Linked DNA regions of Homo sapiens: region 2 is linked to region 1. Evidence: chromatin contacts called from ENCODE Hi-C or POLR2A ChIA-PET data. All regions are on one chromosome and are shown on one strand. Each heading gives the region's core, a stretch centred on a gene start or an enhancer-like site at or near the end of the contact. The rest is flanking DNA. Distances are from core to core; before and after follow the strand shown.

Region 1 (7,158 bases), core at 1,704-4,203:
GCAGTTGAGGAGGACATAATCAAACACAAGTATGCAAAATCCCAGCCTGCTCTTCAATTACTGAAATAGGCTGAATATTAGCAGTACTAATATAAACCCAAATGTTACCATTTTTAACCTAATTACTTTATTCTAACAATTACCCTCATTTACGTGCTTATCACAACACAACAATCATGTCTTCCCCATTTACTCAACAAAGCACATGAACCTGTTCTTCTTGGCAGTCAAATTGGATTGAATCAGGTTTGTAAGTGAAGAAAGCCTTGTTCAGAGTTCTCTCTTTCTCTTTCCATGGTTAACCAAAGCCCTGTGCCCCTCCCTCAGTGCACTATGGGTAGGCAGGGAGGTTATTTTGTTTCACTTCCGCAGTGGCCCCATCCCACCCAGAGGCGCCCGGCTCTTCCTGGTATCAGCCCTGGTGGGAGGGAGTCCTTAGGCACAGGGAATTCAGCCCAAACGCCCCTGGGTCTACAGAAGCAGCTGCACTCACCAGGCCAAGGCCTCCTCCGCCGTCTTCCTCCCCGTGGCTGCCAACGCTTTCAGCCTGCAGAAGAGCAGACACAGACACAAAGTCACGTCGCCCATTCTTGGGAAAAGGGTCAGAGAGGCAGGGTGTGGCCTTGCACACCCAGGATCTTTGGGGGGTGCTCTGAAGAGGGCCTGATGCTGAACTTCCAGCTGGAAGTTCTAGCGCCTGTCCCCTGAGTGCTGCCATCGTGGTTTTGGACAATGCTGACCAGCTCACACCTCCCCCTCACTGTCCTTCCCTGGCTACCCGCTTCAGCCCTTGGCACGGGGTCTCAGGGCTGAGGACCTGACCTCCGCCCGCTCCTGCAATCCCTCTCCCTGGCCTGCCCCCCCCCCCCCCACTGCCTAGATCAAATGGACCCACCCTGCGGAACGTGCCCCTGGCTCGGACACACGCTTTCCTCACCCCAGCATCAGCGACCCTGATCCCCAGGCTCGCCTCCCACACCTCTCTGCTGGGAAACAGCCCTTTCCAAAGCACCCAGGCAGGCACTTGTTACGGCTTACACAGTCCCCTTGCACCCACGGCTCTCCCCTGCTAGACCAAGAACTCCCTGAACACAGGACTGAGTCTTATTCATCACGGTAACCCGGGACGTAAGTACATTGCATTGAATTGGGCAGAACTGGACCAAATGAAACAGAATGGAATATAGCAAAGGTAATTTATCAGGAATGCAGACTGGAAACAGCGGGCGTCCATGAGGAACCCACCACATGATGCCGAATGCTGCTATTTGGGTGGGCACCGATGGGGCTGTGGCCACCTGGAGAGGTTTGAACAAGGCAGCCTTGGTGCAGGGCACTTACTATGAGGTGCTCTGGTGTGGGGAAATTAACACACATTTCTCTTCCTCCAACATGTGCTTAATGTTTAAACTGGAAGGAATTTTGAGTAGAAGTCCATGCTATACGTTTAGTAGTAAAATCCAGCGTGGACTCCTTCAAAGGCATGGAAAGCTGGTTCGGGTTCCACCTCCGCCACTAATGCACTCTCTGGGCCCAGTGTCCTGCCTGCACTGGGTGGTGAGCAGTGGACAAAAGCTGCCTTGTCTGTAATGCCTGGACGGTGCCCGGTGGCCGCCCTGCACATGCCTGACCCCACTCCCCATTCAAAGGCCCCTGGCTTAGCTTGAACATAACAGTGACGACAAAGCCCTGATTTGGGGAGAAGAAATGGGTTTGTCTAGCTTCAGAGTTACTTCACCCAATTTGGCCAAGCTTTTGTTATAGTGTGGAAGGAAAGTTTAGCTCCTTCCCCAACCCAAAGTTACCTAAAGTGTGTTTCTGATACATTTTTCCATGTGAAAAAATGAATGGGTCAGATTTAAAGTGTGTTTCTGATACATTTTTCCATGTGAAAAAATGAATGGGTCAGATTTAAGGCACTGGTTTGCCATGAAAGCTGTAACCCAATGTTGGTGTCGTGGCCTCCCTCTCCGAGAGTGGTAACTCTGAAGGCTAAGCTCTTCCACATGCAGGCCTTTCCCTTGGGTAAGCAGGGTCGCGCTCACACTGTGTCTGAAGTTTCCTACCCATTTGTTTCGTTATCAGACACTCAAGGGATTGTCTCTGAGGACAAGTGACTTTCCCCGGGCAGCGTGGAAGCACAGCCCTGCTGACAGTTGGTCCCAGTGTTAGAGACTCAGCGGGCTTTGGGGCCTTTCACGTTAGAGTTTGAATATCTTGAAACGCCACTTTCAGAGTCACTGAGCTGCACACAAAGAGATTACAACCAGGCCCCAATCTCCTCCAAACCCCCAAAATGGGGCACCCAGAGTAATACATGGCTTCTGATTTTCACAAATTTCAGGGTCCCCCAGTCAGCCAGCCGAGCTGGTCTTTAAAAGGTCAAGAATATCAGGGGTATTCTTGTGCCTCCCTGGGCCACACATAAAATACGCTAACACTAATAATAGCTAATGAGCTAAAAAAAAAATCTCATAATATTTTAAGAAAGTTTACCAATTTGTGTTGGGCAGCCAACACAAATTGAACAGGGCAGCCTTAGGAGGCTGAGGTGGGATGATGGCTTAAGCCCAAAGCTGTCCTGGGCCTCATGTGGGTTGGACAAGCTTGGTCAAGATCACCTCATTTACGAGAAGCAGAAGAGGGCCCTGTGAAGAGGCAGTGTCTTACCCTGCAAGGTGCACTGCTTTGGCAGGAAGCCGTACCCTACACCCCTGCAGCTCCATGCCGGGGGCCGCAGCAGGGTCTGGCACCAGCCTTACTGGCTGGGCCCCGGGGTCTCTGGGCAGTACTCACGCGGTGTGCACCGGGAAGCCCATGGCCAGGAGGGGCTCCAGGAGCGAGGGGCTGCTGCGGCTCTTGAGCTTGTTGGAGACCTTGGCGTAGAGCTGCGTCTCCCCCGCTGCCATCTCTTCCTGCCCTTAGGCCAAGAAGCTCGCCTGCACACAGAAATGAGGAGATAAAGCAAGAGGGGGAGAGGCAAGGCTGAGGCTGTGAAGAAAAACCTCAAGCTCTTTTTGATCTTTCTGACAAAAGTTGATATCCTGTTTGCATGAGATATCAGTTTTCAGAATTCTGTTTGCAGGATGCTGGGTGCAGCGTCCACCAATCCTAACTGTTTCCACCACGGGAGTTTGAGGCTAAAGGTCCAACCGAGCCCCTGCACGGGATCAGCCTCTGTAGGGACTTGGCTAGTATTCGGGAGCAAGAATGCGTGAGAGCATGGGGGAAGGAAGCGGAGGAGAAGTCAGGGAATGAGTTCCCTCCTGGATCCTGCTGGCCCCCTGCCCTGACCCACCCTGGATCCCAGTCTCCTTGTCTGTGAACAAGACATTAAACCCCACTCTATCTATTGTCTCGGATTGCTGGAAAACTTACTGGTTCTTTCAGTCATTCATTGACTTGTTTTTTTATTTTAAAAACTTTAAAAGCTTTATATGTGTACAGAAAAGTTGATGAATCATATGTGTATAGCTCAAGGAATTTCCATAAATGAGCCCACACCCCTAATTCCCCCACGACCCAAAATCAAACAGGGCAACCAGGGGAATTTTGTACCTCCTCCACCCAAGGGGACATTTGGAAATGTCTGGAGACATTTTTGTTTCCAAAATGAGGCGGGGGTGGTGGTGGGTGGGGTGGACATCGTGGTACCGGCACTAGTGGGTAGAGGCCGGGAATGTCACAGTGCCCAGGACAGTCTCCCCAACAAAATTTCACTAGTGCCAAGGTGGAGATAGCCTGCTCTGGAACATTCTCAGAACCTCAGATGCACCTCTGCCCCCAGCTCAGCCTCCTCCAGTTATCTCCTCCCTCCCCCAGAAAGTAAACTGCTGTATCACTTGTATATGAATTGTGCCTGTGGTTGAGCCTTATGTAAATAGAACCATATAGCATATTCTCTATCATATCTCATTTCTTTTTCCTCAAATTATGCCTGTAAAATTTATCCACATTATTGCTTGTAGCCACAGTTAGTTCACTGTTATTGCTGTGTAGTATTTGATTAATAAATATACCAGCCAGGCGTGGTGGCTCACGCCTGTAATCCCAGCACTTTGGGACTTTGGGAGGCCAAGGGGGGGGTGGATCACCTGAGGTCAGGAGTTCGAGACCAGCCTGGCCAACATGTTGAAACCCTGTCTCTACTAAAAAATACAAAAATTAGTTGGGCATGGTGGTGCATGCCTGTAATCCCAGCTACTCAGGAGGGTGAAGCAGGAGAATCATTTGAACCCAGGAGGTGGAGGTTACAGTGAGCAAAGATTGCATCACTGCACTCCAGCCTGGGACAGAGTGAGACTCCAGCTCAAAAATAAATAAATAAAATAAATATAACATAATTCATTTATCCATTTCTCTGTTGATATGCATTCAGGAAGTTTTCGGTTGTTTTGCTATTGTAACTAATGTTGCTGAGGACGTTCTTGTATGTGTCTTTGAGTGCCTTGTGCATGCATTTCTGTTAGGTGTGCATCTAGGAGTGGGGTTGTTGGATCACAGAGCACGTGAAACTCCATTAGGAACTGCCAAGCAGTTGTACAAAGCTCTATATCCTCATGCACACTTAATATTATCAGTCCCTAATTTTAGCCACTCTGTGGTGGGGGTGGTGTGTAGTTGTATCTCCCTGTGGTTCCCATTTGTATTTCCCTGAGGGATAATGATATTGGGCACCATTTCACAGGCTTATTGCCCATTTGAATATCCTCTCTGGGGAAGTTCCTGTTCAGATATTCTGCTCTTTTTTTTTTTTCACTAGGGTGTTTGCTTTTCTTATCAATTTGTGGGAACTCTGGTTAGAGTTTTCTGCATCCTGTTCAAGAGATTGTTGTTAATCCAACATCGATGAAGATCATCTATGTTTTGTTCTAGAAGTTTTGCTACTTTTGCTCTTCATATTTAGCTCTATGATCCATTTGAATTCATTCTGTGTATGGTGTGAGGTAGGGGTAAACTTTCATCTACTTCCGCATTGAAAGGGCTATCCTTTGCCCAGTGAATTGCAGTAGGAGGCTTATTGTAAATCAAGTGACTGTATATGGATTAGTTTTTTCTAACTTGTGTGCTCTCTTGTTTGATTTGTCCCTCTTTGTGCCCATTCTACACTGTTTTAATCACTATAGTGCTAAACCCTCTGGTTTTGTCCTTTGCTTTTTCATAAACATTTACAAATCAGGTTGCCATGGTGTGTCATAGTGTGTCATTGGGTAGTGCAAAAAGATTCACACCTACAATCAATTGATTTTCAACAAGGATGCCAATGAAATTCAATGGGGGAAGGATAATGCTTTTGATAAATGGTGCTAGAGGCTCAGCCCATAATCTCAGCAGTTTGGGAGGCCAAAGTGGGAGGATCACTTGGGCCCAGGAGTTTGAGATCAGCCAGGGCAGCAGAGTGAGACTCCGTCTCTTAAAAAAAAAAAAAAAAAAGACATGGTGGCATTAGTTCCAGCTACTCAGGAGGCTGAAGTGGGATGATGGCTTAAGCCCAAGAAATCGAGGCTGCAATGAGCTGTGATTGCATCACTGCATTCCAGCCTGGGTGACAGAATGAGACCCTGTCTGAAAAAAAAAAAAAAAAAAATTAGTGCTAGGAAAACTGCATATTGGTAGGAGGAAAAACGAACCTCAACCCTTACCTCACATTATATACAAAAATTAACTCAAAATGTAAATGCTAAAACTATAAAACTCCTTAAGAAAACCTAGAAAAAAAATGTTTGCTATGTTGGAGTTTGCAAAACTTTCTTAGGACATAAAGCGAATAAACCAACAAAAGAAAAAGTTGATGAACTGTACTTCACCAAAGTTGAAAACTTCTGCTCTTTGAAAGACATCTTAAAGAGTATAATAAGGTGAACCACAGACTGGGAGAAAGTATCACTATACATATAGCTGACAAAGGACTTGTTTCTAGAATATACAGAATATTTTATATATACTTATAACAAATAATAAGAAAACAAGCATCTATTTTAAGAATGGGCAAAGTATCAAAAAAGATACTTTTAAAAAGAAGATATATACATAGACATGAAAAGATGCTCAACATCATTAGTCATCAGGGAAATGCAAATTAAAACCGCAATGTGATTCCACAGCACACCCACCAGAAGAGCTAAAATGGAAAATACCAGGTTTACACAAGGCTGGGGAGTAACAGGAGCTCTCACACTGTGCTGGTGGGAATGCGTAACTGTCCAACCACTTTGGGGAACATTTGGAGGGTTTCTTATAAAGGTAAATATACATGAAAACGTGTGTCCACACAAAGATTGGTCTATGAATGTTCATGGCAGCTCTACGCATAATAGTTCCTTCTATTTTTTTTGCCTTTATTGCACTGACTTGGAACCCAAGTCAAATGTTGAACAGATGTGGTACTAGTGCACCTTCTTGTATAACTCTCCATTTCAGAGGACAAGGTCTCAATATTTCACCATTAAATGTGAGCATATTGTGATATTTATTTGTATAGTTTTATTTTCACTTTTTTGAGGCAGAATCTCACTCCGTCACCCAGGCTGGAGTGCGGTGGCATGATCTAGGCTCACTGCAACCTCTGCCTCCTGGGTTCAAGTGATTCTCCTGCCTCAGCCTCCCGAGTGGCTGGGACTACAGGCGTACACCACCATGCCTGGCTAATTTTTATATATTTAGTAGAGATGGGGTTTCACTATGTTGGCCCGGCTGGAACTCCAGACCTCAGGTGATCCACCTGCCTCAGCTTCCCAAAGTGCTGGGATTACAGGTGTGAGCCACTGTGCCCTGCCTGATTTTTAAATAATATTCTTTTGGGGCCGGGCGCGGTGGCTCATGCCTGTAATCCCAGCAATTTGGGAGGCTGAGGTGGGCGGATCATAAGGTCAGGAGATCGAGACCATCCTGGCTAACACAGTGAAACCCTGTCTCTATTAAAAATACAAAAATATTAGCCGGGCAGGGTGGTAGCCTGTAGTCCCAGCTACTTGGGAGGCTGAGGCAGGAGAATGGCGTGAACCTGGGAGACAGAGCTTGCAGTGAGCTGAGATCACGCCACTGCACTCCAGCCGGGGTGACAGAGTGAGACAGTCTCAAAATAATAATAATAATAATAAATAAATATAATAATAATATTCTTTTTACTGTACGTATTTAAGGTGTACAATGGGATGT
Region 2 (7,158 bases), core at 3,126-5,625, 380 kb before region 1:
TGCCCTGTGGGCCTGTATCACCTCGGGTCCTTTCGGGAGGGCAGCAGAGGAGGGCAGGGAGAGGCAGTGGAGAGGGAACGAAGGAGAGGGGAGGGGATGATAGGAGCAGAGGTTGGAATGATGGGCTTTGAACCAGAGGAAGAGGCCATGGGCGAGGCCATGGGCAAGGCCACAGAAAAGGCCAGGATGAATTTTCCTGCAGGTCCCTGGCAAGGAAGCAGTCCAGCTGGCACCTTGGCTTCAGTTCTGTGGCAGGGCCTGTGGGCTCCTGACGCCCAGGGCTGTCAGAGAGGGAATCTGTGGTGCTCCGTCGGCAATTGTTACAGCAACAACAGGAAACCAGCGCAAGCAGAGACCCGGAAGAGAGGGGGGTGGAGGAAGGGCGGCCGCCTTATGCAGCTCAGGCGGGGGCTGGAGAGTGGGGCTTCTGCCCTGCAGCCTGGGCTCTCTCAGCCCTGGAGGTCCGAAGCCGCAGATCGCAGATCGGGGTGGGATGGTCGGGTTCTGGGGAGGGTGCTGCTCCAGGCTGCAGGCGGTGCTGCTTTCGTGTGCATCCTCACGTGGCGGAACAGAGCTTCCTGGGGTCCCTTTTGCAAGGGGACCAGTCTCACGCTCCCCTCATGACCTCATCACCTCCCAAAGCCTCCACCTCCTAATACCTCGGGGGTTGGGATTTCAACATAGGAATGTGTGGGACACACAGACTTCAGCCTGTTGTAGCCTCCTGGATCACCTATTACGGGAGAAGATGTAATAGGACATAGAGTTAACTGCAAGGGATCAGAATCCAGAATTTAAAAAGAACTGTGATCTGATTGCTGGGTGAGGTGGCTCACGCCTGTAATCCCAGCACTTTTGGGAGGCCGAGGCGGGCGGATCGCCTGAGGTCAGGAGTTCAAGACCAGCCTGGCCAACACGGTGAAACCCCATCTCTAGTAAAAATACAAAAATTAGCTGGGCATGATGGCAGGTGCCTGTAATCCCAGCTACTTGGGAGGCTGAGGTGGGAGAATCGCTTGAACCCGGGAGGTGGAGGTTGCAGTGAACCGAGATCTTGCCACTGCACTGCAGCCTGGGCGACAGAGTGAGACTCTGTCTCAAAAACAAAAAACAAAAAACCAGAAAAAAACCTGCGATCAACTTGGAAAAGACAAACTGCCCCAGCAGAATGTGGGCAGAGGCCACCACATCACAGAAGAGGAAGCTGAATGGCCAATGAGCAGATCAAAAATCAAAGATCAGTCTCATTAGCCATCAGAGAAATGCCCGGGAGCCTCGGGTGGGGCCCCCACGCCCACCACGGAGGCGTGACTGATGCTGGAGGTGACAGGGTGGTGACCATGGACCGACACAGAGGGTGGGGGCAGGGGTTTTACAGCTGGCTTGTAGAGTGGACAGGCATGAGGAGCAGGCATGGGAGGGCGGCTTGGCAGTCCTGACAACCACGACAGTGCGAAGGTTGAAAGGGGCTTAACTGTGAGCCAATTAGGATCCCCTGGTGACATTGAACAGGTTGTTACTATGGTGAGGTTGTTAATTTGATGGTTTAAAGTGCCCCTAATGCCAAGAAACAAATGACTAGAGCACAACTGTAGCAGGTTAGGGGTCCCCTGTGGGCCTCTCTGGTGACCCACACTAGGCATCACTGTCCCTCGTCTTTCTGATGTGGTGGATGGACAGCACAAATTCATTTTTCAGCTCCGTTTCTCAGGTGTAGGGCGTGTGAGATGCCTGGACGCGGTGGTATGGACAGTACTTCACTGTCCTTATGTCCATGGAGGGAGAGAAGGAGCATGCAGGCTGGCTCTGTGCCTGCGCCCACTCCCCACCCAGCCACGTCCCCAGGCTGCCTTCTCCACTTTCTCCACCAGACCAGAGCCCCTGCAAGAATCCACTTCCAAGCTGGGACACTTCCCTGAAACAATTAGGGCCTCCCACCCCACACTCTTGCTTCCATTATGTCTCCTCACGGGCATCAGATGCAGATACAGATGGGCAGATGGCAGCACCCAGGAGGCCATCGAGCGCGCACCCTACGCCTTGCACCAGAAACACACAGCTTGGCAAAACAGACCTGGCAACCAGAACAGGCCTACAGAATCAGAATCTCAGGGCTGGGGCGTGTCTCAGTGTCCACAGACGGCCTGAGGACCAGCCAGGCTCAGAAACTCCTGACCCAGTGCAGCTGCTCCTGGGACTAACAGAGGAAAAGCTCAAGGTCATGCAGGCAGGGAAGGGAGAGGAGAGAGGAGAGGGAGAGAAGGAAAGAGAGGGAAGGGAGTGAGGGGAGGGAGGGGAGAAAGGAGAGGCAGGGGAGGGAAGGGAGGCAGAGGAGGGAGGGGAGGGAGGGGAGTAAGAGGAGGGAGAGGAGGAAGGGGAGAGGGGAGGGAGGGGAGGGACGGGAAAGAGGGGAGGGAGGAGAGGCAGGGGAGGGAGGGGAGGCAGGCGAGGCAGGACTGACAACAGAGAACCTTGGCCCCTTTGGCCACCCATGCTCCTGCCATGGGAGCTGCCTGTGTGCAGGCGCTGACTGCCAGGCACGGCTTCTTGGAGCAAGAGAAGTCCCCTGAATATGTCCCTGGCTTTCTAGGGTTTCGCAGGAGTGGCCATGGCGGTATCTGGGCTCAAATCTGGCTGCCTCCGGCTCGCGGAAAACAGTGTCTGCTGTCTGGGGAGCCTGTTCCTGGTGAAGACAGGAGGATAATGGGATGCGCTGTTCCATTGCCAACAGTGTTTTTCTTCGAGAAGGGGAAAGGACATGGTACTGATTGAGAACTTCTGGGAACCTCGGGGCAGGTGAGCAGAGTGGGAGGAGCTTGCTGGCAGCAGCGCCTGTTTCCCACCCGGCTGGCCGCAGACCTGGCGCTCAGTGTGGCTCCCGCTCCCACGGGATGTATCGAAGGAGGCGGCTCAGAGGCAGAAGCTGCGTCGCCTTCGCAGCCGCGCGTGCATGAGATTCAGGGTCCGGCCCCCGCAGAATTACACCGGCGTGAACCCGGCTCATCGTGAGCTTCTGAGGCAACACTTGTGTTTAGTATTTTCCATGATATGATGTCTGCAAATACATTCCCATGAGAGGGAGCGTCGGACTGTCCCGTCCCCATGTCGAGCAGGAAGGAACCAGAATTAAGAGGAGGGTGTCCAAGGCGGCAGCTCACCTTGTTTTCCAGCTTCTCAGAAACGCTGAGAAAAAACGAACATCTCTTTGCAGCGGATGGAAGATTGTATAGTCTTGCTGTCCCAAATTCTTTGGCTAAACCACCAGATTTTAAATATCTGCTAGCAAAATATATTAGAAAAGTTAGGATTAACCGGAAAAAAACCAGTACTCTTATGTATTTTCACTTGTAACCAGGCAGCTTAACTTCAAAATGCATCTTAACTTTTTTTCCCCTTTCTCTTGGATTTTAAGATATAACCTTGAAGCGAACTGCAGAAGCCTTTTCCCTTAGCCTTAAAGTAGGCTTCACGTCCCCGCCTTTCTCACTGTCTATACCCGCTTCACAGTTCTCTAACTGTATGTGCGCATCTCATTATGCACGCATCTCATTATGCACCTTCTTAGACGTTCCAGGGGCTAATCTTGAGACAGACCAAGCCTGGAGATCAAGCTGCAAAGTGCCACAGATGACATCAAGGTGGCTAGTTCACCACCTGGCCACTGTTGAGGTGATGCCAGCCTGAGACCCAGGTGGATGGGGACCCAAGACAGCCACTCGAGACACACAGACATTGTACCCCACCCAATTCTCGTATTTCTTCCTTATCACGTTTTCCTTTCTTTCTTTTTGAGACAGAGTCTCGCTCTGTCGCTCAGGCTGGAGTGCAGTGGTGCAATCTCAGCTCACTGCAACCTCCGCCTCCCAGGCTCAAGAGATTCTCCCACCTCTGCCTCCCCAGTAGCTGGGATTACAGGCACCTGCCATCATGCCCAGCTAATTTTTTTTTTTTTTGGTAGGGACGGGGTTTCACCATGTTGACCAGGCTGGCCATGAACTCCTGACTTCAGGTGATCCACTCACCTTGGCCTCCCAAAGTGCTGGGATTACAGGCATGAGCCACCATGCCCGGCCAAGTTTTCCTTTCTTAAACCCCTGCCTTCCTCCCCAAAATTGAAGTGGTTGCCATGGATGGCTATCTGGCCACTTCCCCTTTACTAGTTTTGGTTAATAAAATCAATTTCTTTCTTTCCTTTTTTTTTTTCAGATGGAGTCTCACTCTGTTGCCCAGGCTGGAGTGCAAGAAAGAAAGGAGGAAGAAAAGAAAGAAAGAGATGACATTTCTGACTCTCTAGTTCTTATCTTCTTTTTTTCCTTAGAGAGAGCGAGAGAGAGAGAGAGAGATCATGCTATGCTGGCGCAGTCAACCCAAGCTCAAGCTGTCTCCAGCACTGCTTGTGAGCCGGGCCCACGTTGCTGCCCAGGGACTCGGTGGTGAGGGAGGTGTGATGTGTGAGTCTGCTGGGGCAGCCCTAGCGAGGCACACAGGTGTGTGTGTGTGTGAGCTTGGCGGGGGGCTTAAACGACAGACACTTACCTCTCAAAGTCTGAGACAAGTGTTGGCAGGGCTGGCTTCTGCTGAGTCCCCACTCCTCTGTGTGTCAGGGTCTGTCCTTCCCTGGCGCCCTTCATGTGCATCTGTGCCCCGACCTCCTCTTCTTGTAAGACTCAGTCAAAGTGGCTCAGGGCCCACCCCAGTCAGCTCATGTTATCTTAACCACCTTTTAAAGGCACTGTCTCCAAATACGGTACTGGGAGGCACCAGGTTGGGCTTGGACGTAAGTTTTGGGGAGAGAATTCAGCCCATAACAACGTGACTCACCCCCACAGGCCCTGGACCCTGCCTGAGGCCGTGTTTCTGCCAGGGCACCGGCCCCAGCTCCCAGGAATCTGGGGACCCCTGACCCTCACGTTCCCCTGCAGCAGGGCAGGGAGTCCCAGGGTGGGGGCTGGGAAGACCTGCCTGAGGACTCAGGGAGACTGGAACCCTAGCACCTTGCTGGGCCCCTTTTGGCTACCAACAGAGAACAGTCCCCTCCCAAATTCAGAGAGACGATGTTATCTGTCCCTTAGACAGACTACGGTGAAAGCCTTTGGACTGAGATTTTTATTTTATTTATTTATTTATTTATTTTTTATTTTTTTTTTATTGATCATTCTTGGGTGTTTCTCGCAGAGGGGGATTTGGCAGGGTCATAGGACAATAGTGGAGGGAAGGTCAGCAGATAAACAAGTGAACAAAGGTCTCTGGTTTTCCTAGGCAGAGGACCCTGCGGCCTTCCGCAGTGTTTGTGTCCCTGGGTACTTGAGATTAGGGAGTGGTGATGACTCTTAACGCGCATGCTGCCTTCAAGCATCTGTTTAACAAAGCACATCTTGCACCGCCCTTAATCCATTCAACCCTGAGTGGACACAGCACATGTTTCAGAGAACACAGGGTTGGGGGTAAGGTCACAGATCAACAGGATCCCAAGGCAGAAGAATTTTTCTTAGTACAGAACAAAATGAAAAGTCTCCCATGTCTACTTCTATCCACACAGACCCGGCAACCATCCGATTTCTCAATTTTTTCCCCACCCTTCCCGCCTTTCTATTCCACAAAACCGCCATTGTCATCATGGCCCATCCCCAATGAGCCGCTGGGCACACCTCCCAGACGGGGTCGTGGCCGGGCAGAGGGGCTCCTCACTTCCCAGTAGGGGCGGCCGGGCAGAAGCGCCCCTCACCTCCTGGATGGGGCGGCTGGCCGGGCGGGGGGCTGACCCCCCCACCTCCCTCCCAGACGGGGCGGCTGGCCGGGCGGGGGCTGACCCCCCCACCTCCCTCCCAGACGGGGCGGCTGGCCGGGCAGGGGGCTGACCCCCCCCACTGGACTGAGATTTTTAAACCTCCCTCATAGCCACAGTGGAGGAGCTGTGGACAGAGTACAGCCTTGTCCGGGCACTGCCCGTCGTCTCCTGGCTCAGGGGGATCTAGCCCCAGCCACTGCCACTAGAGTGGAATGAGGTTTCCTGTGGGATCGGACGAGGGGGTGACTGCTTTCCTGTTCCAGAGGCCACCTGGGAACCGACGGTGTCCACTGATGGACGTTTTCCTGGGCTGAAGTATTTCAGATGCCCAGTGTACTCCCAGCCCTCACAGCGGTCAGTTCTGCTTCACGGGTTTCCCACATGATTTGGCTAAGACGTCAGCCGGCAAAGACGCTTGGGTTGGCTTTAGACATTACGAATAAAAGGAAGCTGCGGGAGGCGGTCAAAGTCTGAGACATGACAGGTGACACAGGAGGGGACGGGAGGGGGGATTCGGCCGCGGGGACCCCATCCAGGATTCCAGTAGCAGACATTCCTCTTTCCTTCTTTTATTACCCACAAGGTCAAAGCTGAAATCACAGGGGGCTGCGTTGCCTTTTGATGGGAGAGCCAGAGGCTGCATTCCGAAGATTGCACGATGCCAGCTCCCAACTGCGAGGGGGCAGATTTGTTGGAATTTCTCAAATCCAGTCTTTGATACATGCGTTGTTCCTTCAATTGCTAATAAACGGTCTTGGGGAGAAAAAAGTGGAAAACAGCATCTTCCTGTCCTCTCAGAGGAGCACAGGTGATGATGGCCTCCCAGGACGGTGCTAGGCTGTGCACAGGCTGGCCCTCCCTTTGTGAACTTTCTGTTCTTTCTGGCGACATGCTTGCTGTGTGCTGGGAGCTCACCGTGGAAAGCCCCAGGCATTGCTGCTCCTGTCTCCTGACGTGCATGTGGCTCAGCTGTAAACATCTTTACCCTTCATGCTGACTTAATACTGATTGTCGGGTGAGAGTTCACTTGGAAACACATCATCCTAGGTGGAGATGGTGCCGCTCACCCCAGAGGGGCGTCTTGTTCAGTGGGTTGTGCTCATGGGGGTGGGACCCTGTGTCTGCACACTCACTCCCTATGCTGGGCATGCCCCCAGGCCTGGGGGAACGCCTCTGCTGCTGGACCCAGAGCTCTCCGGGGCCGTAGGCACATCTGTCTTGTCCTGAGCCTCCACTGCCACATGCAGCCCATGATTCAGCTCATCCGTGTGGCTGCCTCCTGGTGCGGGCAGGCTCTGGGTGTGCAGGCTGACCAGGGTGGACGTGGCCTCCAACCGTGGGGCCTCAGGGACTGCTCTGTGTGACAGGAG

Evidence for each region. A loop is a pair of places that touch in the nucleus more often than their neighbours do. ChIA-PET counts read pairs that join two places held with the same protein, here RNA polymerase II (POLR2A). Pooled maps may share reads with other maps.
Region 2: a pooled map shows a loop between it and region 1 (2.3-fold over the local background). The contact joins the promoter of LINC01668 here to the promoter of UBASH3A in region 1. A Hi-C loop is called at or near these places in 1 of 50 pooled maps. POLR2A ChIA-PET finds 5 or more read pairs at or near these places in 3 of 52 experiments (H1, activated CD4-positive, alpha-beta T cell and activated CD4-positive, alpha-beta memory T cell).

The regions. Positions count from the first base shown.
Region 1 is chr21:42,399,697-42,406,854 of GRCh38, reverse strand. UBASH3A (ubiquitin associated and SH3 domain containing A) reads right to left here and starts at 2,953. Exons shown (of 15, transcript NM_018961.4): 1 at 2,797-2,953; 2 at 494-547. The coding sequence starts at 2,909.
Region 2 is chr21:42,777,211-42,784,368 of GRCh38, reverse strand. LINC01668 (long intergenic non-protein coding RNA 1668) reads left to right here and starts at 4,375. Exons shown (of 3, transcript NR_135517.1): 1 at 4,375-4,487; 2 at 6,052-6,272; 3 at 6,372-6,550. RefSeq lists enhancers at 537-1,258, 1,259-1,982, 2,707-3,430, 3,918-4,867, 5,819-6,768 and 1 more and silencers at 5,910-5,959, 5,990-6,039, 6,060-6,119.